Linked DNA regions of Homo sapiens: region 1 is linked to region 2. A link is a contact called in ENCODE Hi-C or POLR2A ChIA-PET data. All regions are on one chromosome and are shown on one strand. The core of a region is the stretch at or near the end of the contact, and the rest is flanking DNA. Distances in the headings are between cores, read along the strand shown. Region 1 holds the start of MMP25-AS1 (MMP25 antisense RNA 1). Region 2 holds the start of PGP (phosphoglycolate phosphatase).

The links. Hi-C counts contacts between places; a loop is a spot of excess contacts on that map. ChIA-PET counts read pairs that join two places held with the same protein, here RNA polymerase II (POLR2A). Pooled maps may share reads with other maps.
Region 1: a loop to region 2 is called in a pooled map, with 5 times the contacts of the local background. The contact joins the promoter of MMP25-AS1 here to the promoter of PGP in region 2. A Hi-C loop is called at or near these places in 1 of 50 pooled maps. POLR2A ChIA-PET finds 5 or more read pairs at or near these places in 2 of 52 experiments (CD4-positive, alpha-beta T cell and SK-N-SH).

The regions. Positions count from the first base shown.
Region 1 is chr16:3,055,342-3,060,619 of GRCh38, reverse strand. MMP25-AS1 (MMP25 antisense RNA 1) reads left to right here and starts at 1,250. Exons shown (of 5, transcript NR_123723.1): 1 at 1,250-1,624; 2 at 1,918-2,080; 3 at 4,675-4,884. It overlaps MMP25 (matrix metallopeptidase 25), which reads right to left. Exons shown (of 10, transcript NM_022468.5): 5 at 3,411-3,587; 6 at 3,226-3,310; 7 at 3,007-3,089; 8 at 2,287-2,439; 9 at 1,951-2,208; 10 at 1-1,793. The coding sequence ends at 1,522. It overlaps LOC124900372 (sialidase-like), which reads left to right and starts at 1,250. Exons shown (of 3, transcript XM_047435000.1): 1 at 1,250-1,624; 2 at 4,675-4,884. RefSeq lists an enhancer at 107-1,012 and silencers at 1,051-1,520, 1,981-2,030, 2,171-2,300, 2,331-2,380.
Region 2 is chr16:2,213,298-2,217,914 of GRCh38, reverse strand. It overlaps PGP (phosphoglycolate phosphatase), which reads left to right and starts at 3,075. Exons shown (of 2, transcript NM_001042371.3): 1 at 3,075-3,777; 2 at 3,862-4,617. The coding sequence starts at 3,138. The coding sequence ends at 4,187. RefSeq lists enhancers at 2,673-2,967, 3,989-4,118, 4,540-4,617 and silencers at 2,499-3,158, 3,499-3,548.

The sequences.
Region 1 (5,278 bases), core at 1-2,500, 840 kb before region 2:
TTCCTGGCAGCCCAGAATTCCCAGGTAACTGACCAAAGTCTCCTGCCTTCTGTCCTCATGCTGATCTGTTTGTATGAGCAACTGGGGCAACCCCTCGCATGGTTGCTGGGACAGCCGCCCACAGCCTCAGCTCCAGGAAGCACTAGGGGGTCACTGAGGCTGGACAGCAACTTAGGAAGTGGCCCCTAAGTGACTCTACCCATGGGGTTCAGGCCATCGGTGTGGCCTGAACATATTGGTCCTGGGGTGGAGGAACACTGCAGAGCCACAGAAATGCCACGAAACAGCCAGCTACTGCCCCCCACAATCCCCGCGACTAGTTAAAATGCAGATTCCTGACCCCACCCTGAGTGAGGATTCAGGGTGAGTGTGGGATCTGCAAACTTAAATTTCCCAGTGATTCTGATGTGGGATAGTCTAGAAGAATAGTTCCAGAGGCAATCATTTAGATCCTAAAACTGTGGGGAGTGGGGACAGGGTGAACGAGGTGCCCCCAGGTTCCACCCACCCCTCACTCTAGAGCTAAGGCCTCCCAGGAGGGAGTGCTGAGGAGGCAATGACCAGGCCTGAGCCAGGGTTCGGTCCCTGTCTTTCCACCAGCGTTGAGTTGATGGGAGTCAAGCTGTTCTCTCCAGGGTGCAAGCAGGGAAGGGGTTCTTGGGGATAGAAGGGTTCCCCATTGAATGGAAGGCAGTTCTGGGCCCAGGGAGGTGCCCAAGTTGGGTGGCCTGGGGAGGAGGAGGTGGGTGGCGGGGGAGCAACGGAAAAGGTTAACAGCCTGGAGAGCAAGGGTCGTCCCTCCAGCCACTGATTCCACCACCCAGGACGTGGCGCATGGGTCCTCAGGGGTGATATCTGGGCTGGTTCCGGGTCTGGGTCCCAGGTCCCCACCAGTGTGGCAGTGACTGTAGGGGGGCCTTGTGGGAGCAGAACGGGGTGAGAAACTGCGGGTGGGAGAGGGGCAAGGCACAGCTTCGCAGTCAGGCCTGTCCTCTAACGACCCAGGAATGCCAGACGCAGTGGCCAGGCGGGGCGGGGCTGCGGAGAGTCCCAGGACTGCGCTCCGAGAAAAGCTGGCTCTTCCTGGAAAAGGAAGGTCCTGCGGGGCCAGCGCGCGACCGGGGCTGCCGTCCCTCCGGGTGAGGCCGCGGGCCCGCCCCTTGTCCTCCCCGCCCCTCCCCGGGCTCGGGAGGCGGGGTCCGACCGCCCCCTGGCGGCAGCCGGGAGGGAACGACGGGGGCGACGACCGACGCATGGTCCCAGCGCGCGTGCGCCCCTGAAGGCGGGTTCCGGTGGCAGCGCCGGGGTCTCAGACCCTGAGGAGACTGAGCCCAGCGCCAGGCGACCGGTCCCCGCCGCCGCCGCCCCTGCGCGGGAGATCCCCCCTGCTTAGTCCGCGCCCGAGCCCCCGTCCGTGGGAACAGACAAGGGGCCTCCGCAGCGCCTCACAACCCCCGACCAGGTCCAGCGGCGGGGGACTCGGCCGTGGAGGGCGCTGTTCGGTCTGGATGGCTCCCCCCATCAGCGGGAGGCTACACCCCCCACCAGCAGGGGCAAGAGGAGCAGCGGGATGGGAGCAGGCCAACGTCCTGCGGCCTGGTTGAGCTCGCACTGACAATCGCAGGTTTCGGACACGGGGGTCGCTTTGGGGGGCCTGGGGGCGCGGGGACCAGAGCTCGGGGCGGGGCAGTCCAGCCAGTTGGGCCCCATGGGCTGGGGGGCGTCCGGCTCGGTCTTGATGCTGTTCTTGGGGAAGCGCCAGTAGTGGGCGCCCTTGAAGAAGTAGGTGTCACCTGGAGGAGCAGAGCTTGAGTCCCGGTCCCTCCCCGCCCCGCCGCTCCCTGATGCCCAAGGACCCCCATCCCCGCAGGGTGGCCTCCATGTCCCCATTCCCCACATCCCTCTCCCCACCCCCAGGCCCAGTAACCCGCAGGTCACCGCGCTCCCCACCTGCGTTGCTGACGGTGACATCGTCAGGGGAGGGGGGCGCGCCTTCCCAGAGGCTCAGGTCGCGAGGGTAGCCGGGGTCCGGGCGCGCCGCCGCCTCGTCGTAGCGCCAGTACTGCCGGCCGCGGACCAGGTAGGTCTTCCCGTTCTGTGGCCACGAGAACACGGCGTCCACCTCCTCTCCCGGGGGCAGCCCCAGCTCCGTGAGCGGCCGCGCCCCGCCCTCCAGCTGCCGGTCCTGGAACACCCAGAACTGGGGCCCTGCAGGGTGGAGGCCGGGAGGTCAGGGGTGGGCTCCCCGCGCCGGCCCCAGCGCGCCCCGCCGCCGGCCCCACTCACCGCTAAAGAGGAGGATTCGGCCGTCTCGGTGCCGAGCATAGGCGGCCTGCACCACCCTCACCTGGGCGGGCAGCCCCTCCCAGAAGCGGTGCAGCCGTGCGGGTCGCGGGGACACCAGCTGTCCGGAGGGCTGGAGGCGCCAGAACCAGGGGCCTGCAGGGGACAAAGGGGTTCGCAGGAAGGCATGAGACAGCAGGAGGTCTCCTCCCCCAGGGTGTGTGGCTGGGTGGGGAGGGGTCCCATCTGGAAATCAAGGGCGCAATGGATCTAGGGTGACCAGCCCATCCTGGCCCGCCTGAGACTTTTCCCTTTTTAGCGCTAAAAGTGCCAGGGCCTTGCCTGGTGGCTCAGACCTGTAATGCCAGCACATTGGGAGGCTGACACCGGAGAATCACCTGAGCCAGGAGATTGAGCCCAGCCTGGGCAATATAGTGAGACTCCATCTCTACAAAATAATAAAATAAATTACTAGCAAGGCGTGGTGGCATGTGCCTGTGGTCCCAGCTACCAGGGAGGCTGAGGTGGGAGGATCGCTTGAGCCCAGTATTTTGAGGCTGCAGTGAGCCATGATCACACCACTGCACTGCGGCCCAGGCAACAAAGCAAGACCCTGTCTCAAAGAAGAAAAAAGTTCCGCTTCCAGGGTAAGCCCACAGCCCCAGTGGGTCACTGGAAGTGGGCAGGAAACCAACATATATGAGGCCAAGTGAAATGACTCACCTTTGAAGAAGAAAGTTTCCCCTCGGATGTTGGCGATGGCGTCAAAATTGCCCTCACATCGATCAGGGATGGGGAAGGATGGGCTGGGGAGGAAAGGAGAGGTGAGTAGAGAGGGGGGTTTGTTTTCTCCAAGGCAGGGACCCCCACCATCCCCATCTCAGAGGACACTGAGGCTGGGCAGCTGGTCACCCAAGGTCTCCGAGTTGGTGGGGGACTCACCTGTGTGTGGGCGAGGCCGGGGGCTGGGGCGGAGGAGCCAGGGGTTTCCTTGTGGGCTTGTCATATGGGGTTTGGGGCGCCTTCCCTGTGAGGAAAGAGTCAGGCAGGTGTGCGTCCCCTGGCCCTGCTGCAGAGGACACTGGATGGGGCAATGATGGTTTCGCGGCAGGTCCCTCTCCCCCTACCATAGAGTTGCTGCAGGCCATCGCGGTCATCCTGAGACAGGCGGTACTTGTCAGGGTCGCCCACCGGACCCTGGTAGAAGGGCCTCATAATGGAGTTGGGGGCTGAGGAGTGGCCCAGGCCCAGGGCGTGGCCAAACTCATGGACAGCCACGGCAAACAGGTCGGTCCCCTCGCCGTCTGCAGGAGAAAGTGGGTGAGAGCTGCGGCCGCCCCTGCTTGGGGAAAGGGGCCACAGGAAGGCCCTGCGAGTGCAGCTGGGGCCAACAGGAACAGCAGGACACCCTCCAGAGGTGGCCCCAGCCTCCTCTGCCCAGCCCTTCCTGAACTCTCCATCATCCCTGTCTCCAGTCACTCAGTCAGCATGGCTGTGATGGACACTGGACCACAGGGCTGAAAAGATCCAGAGAACACACAGAGGAATAGGCCACCTTACACACCGATGGGGCCCCTCCTCTGGGAAGGGAGCACTTTGTGCACAGAAGTTTGAGGGGGAGGAGCTGGGTGTGGTGGCTCATGCCTGTAAACCCAGCACTTTTGGAGTCCCAGGTGGGAGGATCGCTTGAGCCCAAGAGTTCAAGACTGGCCTGGACAACATAAGGAGATCCCCATCTCTACAAAAAAATTTTAAAAATTGGCCAGGAGTGGTGGCGCATGCCTGTGGTCCCAGCTACTCAGGTCCCAGGCTGAGGCAGGGAGGCAGGAGAATCGCTGGAGCCCGGGAGGTGGAGGCTGCAGTGACGCATGACCATGTCATTGCACTCCAGCCTGGAGGACAGAATAAGGCCCCGTCTCAAAAAAAGTAAAAAGAAAAAAAAAGAAAAAGAAAATAAAAGAAACTTAAGAGGGCGGTGGGGTGAGGGCAGGAGCCTACAAGGTGCGTGCCATTCTCTTCAGGCAGCCCCAGCCCTGGGAGCATCCCCTCCTCCCAGCTACAGTCTATAGTCAGCGACCCCCACCCGTCTCCCCCTTGCCACCCCCATCTGCTGGGGATGTAGGTCCATGTCCTTGACCCAAGACCTTCCCTCATTCCTGCCCCCATCCCTCCTCAAGCCATATCCCTTACATCCCTTGAGTCCTCCATCCCCCCTCCCCCATCTCCCTGTTCACAGCCTCTGCCCCTCCTCTCCCTACCCTGTACCACCCCCACCCCAGGTCTTCCTCCATCTCCTTGGGAACACAGAGCTCCTCTAGCAGGCACTCTCAGAACACAGCCTGCCGGCCCCAGCACCCGGCCTTGCTCCCAGCCTCTTCCCTCTGTATTCAGCTCAGGCGCTCAGGACTGCCAGGACCCAGAGGATTCACACGCCAGCCCCGGCTGAAGCCCAGCTCCTCATCAACCGGTGAGCCGCCTGCCAGCTCCTGCTCCAGCTGCTGAGAGGCCTGAAGAGACCAAGACAGAGACACAGCCCCGCAGCACCACAGGGAGGCCCCAGTTACCCCATGCGGATGAGTTTCATGGCCATCTCTAACTAAGGTCAGCACTGTTCAGGGCAGGTTCATAGGTAACGACCTGGTGAACTGAAAAGCAAATTTCTCTCGGTCCCTAAAGCCACTCGCTGAGCGTCTAAGCATGAAACGTGAGACCTAAGAGGGGTAGCAAACACGTTTTCGTTCACTTCTCACCAAACCTGTCTCCTATGCCCATTTTACAGAGGAGGAAACTGAGGCACAGAGACTTCAAGGTAGATGGCCAGGTACCCTGGCTCTGCCAGCCTGCCTTTCAGCAGGGGCTTCAATGGTCTTGCTCAAATCACATCCGCACTGACGAATTTCCCTGTCGACTGTAGGTTCTCTTGTTGCTCTGAGTCCTTTTTCTGAGAAACTGGGGGTAGTTTGGTGTTTCAATCAGGGCGATATCTTTCATCTCT
Region 2 (4,617 bases), core at 1,826-4,325:
CGGCCTCCCAAAGTGCTGGGATTACAGGCGTGAGCCACCGCGCCTAGCGGGCTACTTATATTTTCTATTGCAATGTAAATTGATGCAACTCTGTTAAGGTGAAATAGTGTCTGTTCTCGTGCCACTGAAAGCCATCCCCAGGTCGGCTTGCAGTACAAGATCCTTACTTGGGGAGACACTGGGGCCATCCCCTCACAGATAGAGACTGAATGCCTCCTGTGTGGGGGGCACCCAAAGGGGTCCTCTAGCCCCAGATGCAGGGCCACATCACCCTGTTCCCAAAGTCAGTCCTCTCCTATAAAGCGCACTTTCCTCCCAGCCTCCGCCAGGACCTTCCCCACAAGTGACCATGCCTCCCCTCCTACCTGCACACATACAGGCATATTCTGAGGACGTTAAGCCGACCAGATGGGGCAGAGCTCAGCTTTGGGGTTGACTGAGTTTAATCCCAACTCAACCTTGTCCAGCCGGCGACTCTCGGTGGCTCAGTTTGGCCATCTATAAATGGAGATGTGAATAATCCCTGCCTCTCAGGCCTGTCCTGTGACTCTGAGGAGGTAATGCAGGGAAGGAGCGGTGCAGCGGCCTAGGTGCTCACAGAGTGCCCAGGAAGCCAAGGCAGCCGGGCAAGTGTGGGAGAAGATGGCCCATGGCTGGGTATCATCAACAGTTCCCATTCCAGCCGTTGTCTCAAATCAACTACCTGTTGCTCTGTGGTAAAAGCAGAGTGTGATTCTTGTCAAATCCAGTTCTGCTCAAAGTCAAAGTCATCTTTTTTTTTTTTTTTTTTTTTTTTGATAGGAGTCTTGCTCTGTTGCCCAGGCTGGAGTGCAGTGGTGCAATCTCGGCTCACTGCAGCCTCCGCCTCCCAGGTTCAAGCGATTCTCCTGCCTCATCCTCTCAAGTAGCTAAGATTACAGGCATGTGCCACCACATACGGCTAATTTTTGTACTTTTGGCAGAGATGGGGTTTCACCATATTGGCCAGGCTGGTCTCCAACTTCTGACCTCAGGTGATCTGCCCGCCTCGGCCTCCCAAAGGGCTGGGATCATAGGTGTGAGCCACAGCACCCAGCCAGGATGAATTTCACAAACATTATGTTAAACCGTAGAAGCAAGAGCCAGAAGCACATACCGTATAATCCCAAGTATAAAGCAGTCCGGAGGCTTGGTTGTGACTCTATGGTGATAGGAGTCAGAAAAGTAGTCAGCAATGTGCTATCTGCTATTGACTGGATAGGAACAAGAGGGAACTTCCTGGGGTGTTGGAAATACTTTATACTTTGGTCTGGGTTATGTTTACACAAGCATATACATATGTAAAAAAATCTGCTGGGTGCGGCAGCTCACGCCTGTAATCCTAGCCCTTTGGGAGGCCAAGACAGGAGGATCACTGGAGGCCAGGAGTTGGAGACCAGCCTGGCCAACATAGTGGGACTCCGTCTCTACAAAAAATTTAAATTAAAAAAAAAATTAGGCGTAGTGGCACACACCTCTGGTCCCAAATACTTTGGAGGCTTAGGTAGGAGCATCACATGAGCCTAGGAGGTCAAGGATACAGTGAGCTGTGATAAGGCTACAGTGAGCTGTGATCTAGCCACTCCACTCCAGCCTGGGGGACAGAGCAAGACCCTGTCGCAAAATATATATATACATGTAAAAATGTAAAACTTCCGGCCGGGCGCCATGGCTCACGCCTGTAATCCCAGCACTTTGGGAGACCAAGGTGGGCGGATCACGAGATCAAGAGATCAAGACCATCCTGGCTAACACGGTGAAACCCCGTCTCTACTAAAAAATACAAAAAAATTAGCCAGGCGTGGTGGCCGGCGCCTGTAGTCCCAGCTACTCAGGAGGCTGAGGCAGAAGAATGGCGTGAACCCGGGAGGCGGAGCTTGCAGTGAGCCGAGATCGCGCCACTGCACTCCAGCCTGGGCAACAGAGCAAGAGACTCCGTCTCAAAAAATAATAATTAAAAAAATAAAAGGCCGGGCGCGGTGGCTCACGCCTGTAATCCAAGCACTTTGGGAGGCCGAGGCGGGCGGATCACGAGGTCAGGAGATCGAGACCATCCTGGCTAACACGGAGAAACCCCGTCTCTACTAAAAATACAAAAAATTAGCCGGGCGTGGTGCCATGCGCCTGTAGTCCCAGCTACTCGGGAGGCTGAGGCAGGAGAATGGCGTGAACCCGGGAGGCGGAGCTTGCAGTGAGCCGAGATGGCGCCACCGCACTCCAGCCTGGGCGACAGAGCGAGACTCCGTCTCAAAAAGTAAATAAATAAGTAAATAAAATAATAATAAATGTAAAACTTCCATCGAGCTGCACGGTTTTCATGCCCTTTACTGTAATGTTTTGCCTCAATTAAATACCTAATAATTGATGACGATGACGGCGAGCAATCACTGAGTACCAGGTTCTAGACAGTGTCCTTAGACCCTAATCCCCCAGCCTGGTAATGGCTGGTTCGTGTTACCTCCAAGGAACCGGGAACGCGTTTTTGCAAAGGACTGAGGCGCGTACTCACGCCTGCCGGGGAAGGAGCCCCGGGCTGGCTCGCGGGACTGGCCGGTAAGCGACCCACGTGGTGGCCCCGTGTCCCGAGCGCGTCCACGGCACAGAGGCACGGGCACGGCCGACGAAGGTGCCCCGGCCCCCTCCCGCGGCGCTCCTGCGAGAGCCCCGCCCATGCCCGCGGGAGAGACCGGCCAATGGACAGCCGGCCTGGCCCGGGTCACTCCGTGAAGGGCCTCGTCACCTAGGCTGACCACTCGCTTCCAATGGGTGAGCGGCCCGCGGCAGCCCGGGAACAGCGGCCTTGCGCCTGCGCTGCTCTCCCCTCTGGCGCATTTCCGCAGCGAGCGCTTCACTCCGAATGCCGGTTGGAGCCCTGCCAGCCAATCACCGGGGCGTCCCAAGGCCGGTAGCCAATGATCGCCCCTCTCCCCGCGCCGGGCCTCACCGATTGGCGCTGAGCTCCCGCAGCCCGCGGGAGGCGGGGGCGGATTGGCGAAGGTGCAGGCCAATGGGCGGCGGGCGCGAGGCGCTGGGCCAATGAGCGCCCCGGGGGCGGGGAGGGCGCCGCGGCGGGCGGCTGCGAGGAGCGGCCGGCGGGCGGCGGCGGCCGGCGGGCGGCGATGGCGGCGGCGGAGGCCGGTGGCGACGACGCCCGCTGCGTGCGGCTGAGCGCCGAGCGGGCACAGGCGCTGCTGGCCGACGTGGACACGCTGCTGTTCGACTGCGACGGCGTGCTGTGGCGCGGGGAGACCGCCGTGCCTGGCGCGCCCGAGGCCCTGCGGGCGCTGCGAGCCCGCGGCAAGCGCCTGGGCTTCATCACCAACAACAGCAGCAAGACCCGCGCTGCCTACGCCGAGAAGCTGCGGCGCCTGGGCTTCGGCGGCCCCGCGGGGCCCGGCGCCAGCCTGGAGGTCTTCGGCACGGCCTACTGCACCGCGCTCTACCTGCGCCAGCGCCTGGCCGGCGCCCCCGCGCCCAAGGCCTACGTGCTGGGCAGCCCAGCCCTGGCCGCGGAGCTGGAGGCCGTGGGCGTCGCCAGCGTGGGCGTGGGGCCCGAGCCACTGCAGGGCGAGGGTCCCGGCGACTGGCTGCACGCGCCGCTGGAGCCCGACGTGCGCGCGGTGGTGGTGGGCTTTGACCCGCACTTCAGCTACATGAAGCTCACCAAGGCCCTGCGCTACCTGCAGCAGCCCGGCTGCCTGCTCGTGGGCACCAACATGGACAACCGGCTTCCGCTTGAGAACGGCCGCTTCATCGCGGGTCCGTGCGCCCTGGGGCGGGAGGCTGGGGGGCGGGCGGCGGGCCCCCTCCCTGCCCTTTGACCCGGTCCCCTGTGCCCCGCAGGTACCGGGTGTCTGGTCCGAGCCGTGGAGATGGCCGCCCAGCGCCAGGCCGACATCATCGGGAAGCCCAGCCGCTTCATTTTCGACTGCGTGTCCCAGGAATACGGCATCAACCCCGAGCGCACCGTCATGGTGGGAGACCGCCTGGACACAGACATCCTCCTAGGCGCCACCTGTGGCCTGAAGACCATCCTGACCCTCACCGGAGTCTCCACTCTAGGGGATGTGAAGAATAATCAGGAAAGTGACTGCGTGTCTAAGAAGAAAATGGTCCCTGACTTCTATGTTGACAGCATAGCCGACCTTTTGCCTGCCCTTCAAGGTTAAAGATTGAGTGTCTTTAATCTGCAGAATAAAAAAAAAGAAATTGAAAACCAGTTACCCAAATTAATAGGTGGGGCTTAAGCATCTGCTCGGCTAAGTGGCTTCAAAGAGTGTAATTGGAGTTAAGCAAAGGCATTCATTGTTAACCTTGTAAGTACACGTTTGGGGGACGATTTTGTTTACAGATGCTTGTAATCGAAGATGCACTTTTAGGCTTGGAAGGCGTTGTGGGCTGGGTTCTGGGCCTTGGGTGGGGTTGGCAGGGGCAGGCTCTGCACCTGTCCGGGATTCAGGTAACCAGGGCCTGCCGATGGGACTGAGGCGGGTCTAGGGGTGTGTGTCCTGTATTTTATTGAAAAACTCATTCAGGGATCCAGCCCCTCAGGGGGCAGAGGGACTGATTATTCTGACTGTTGGGAGAGGCTTGCATGGA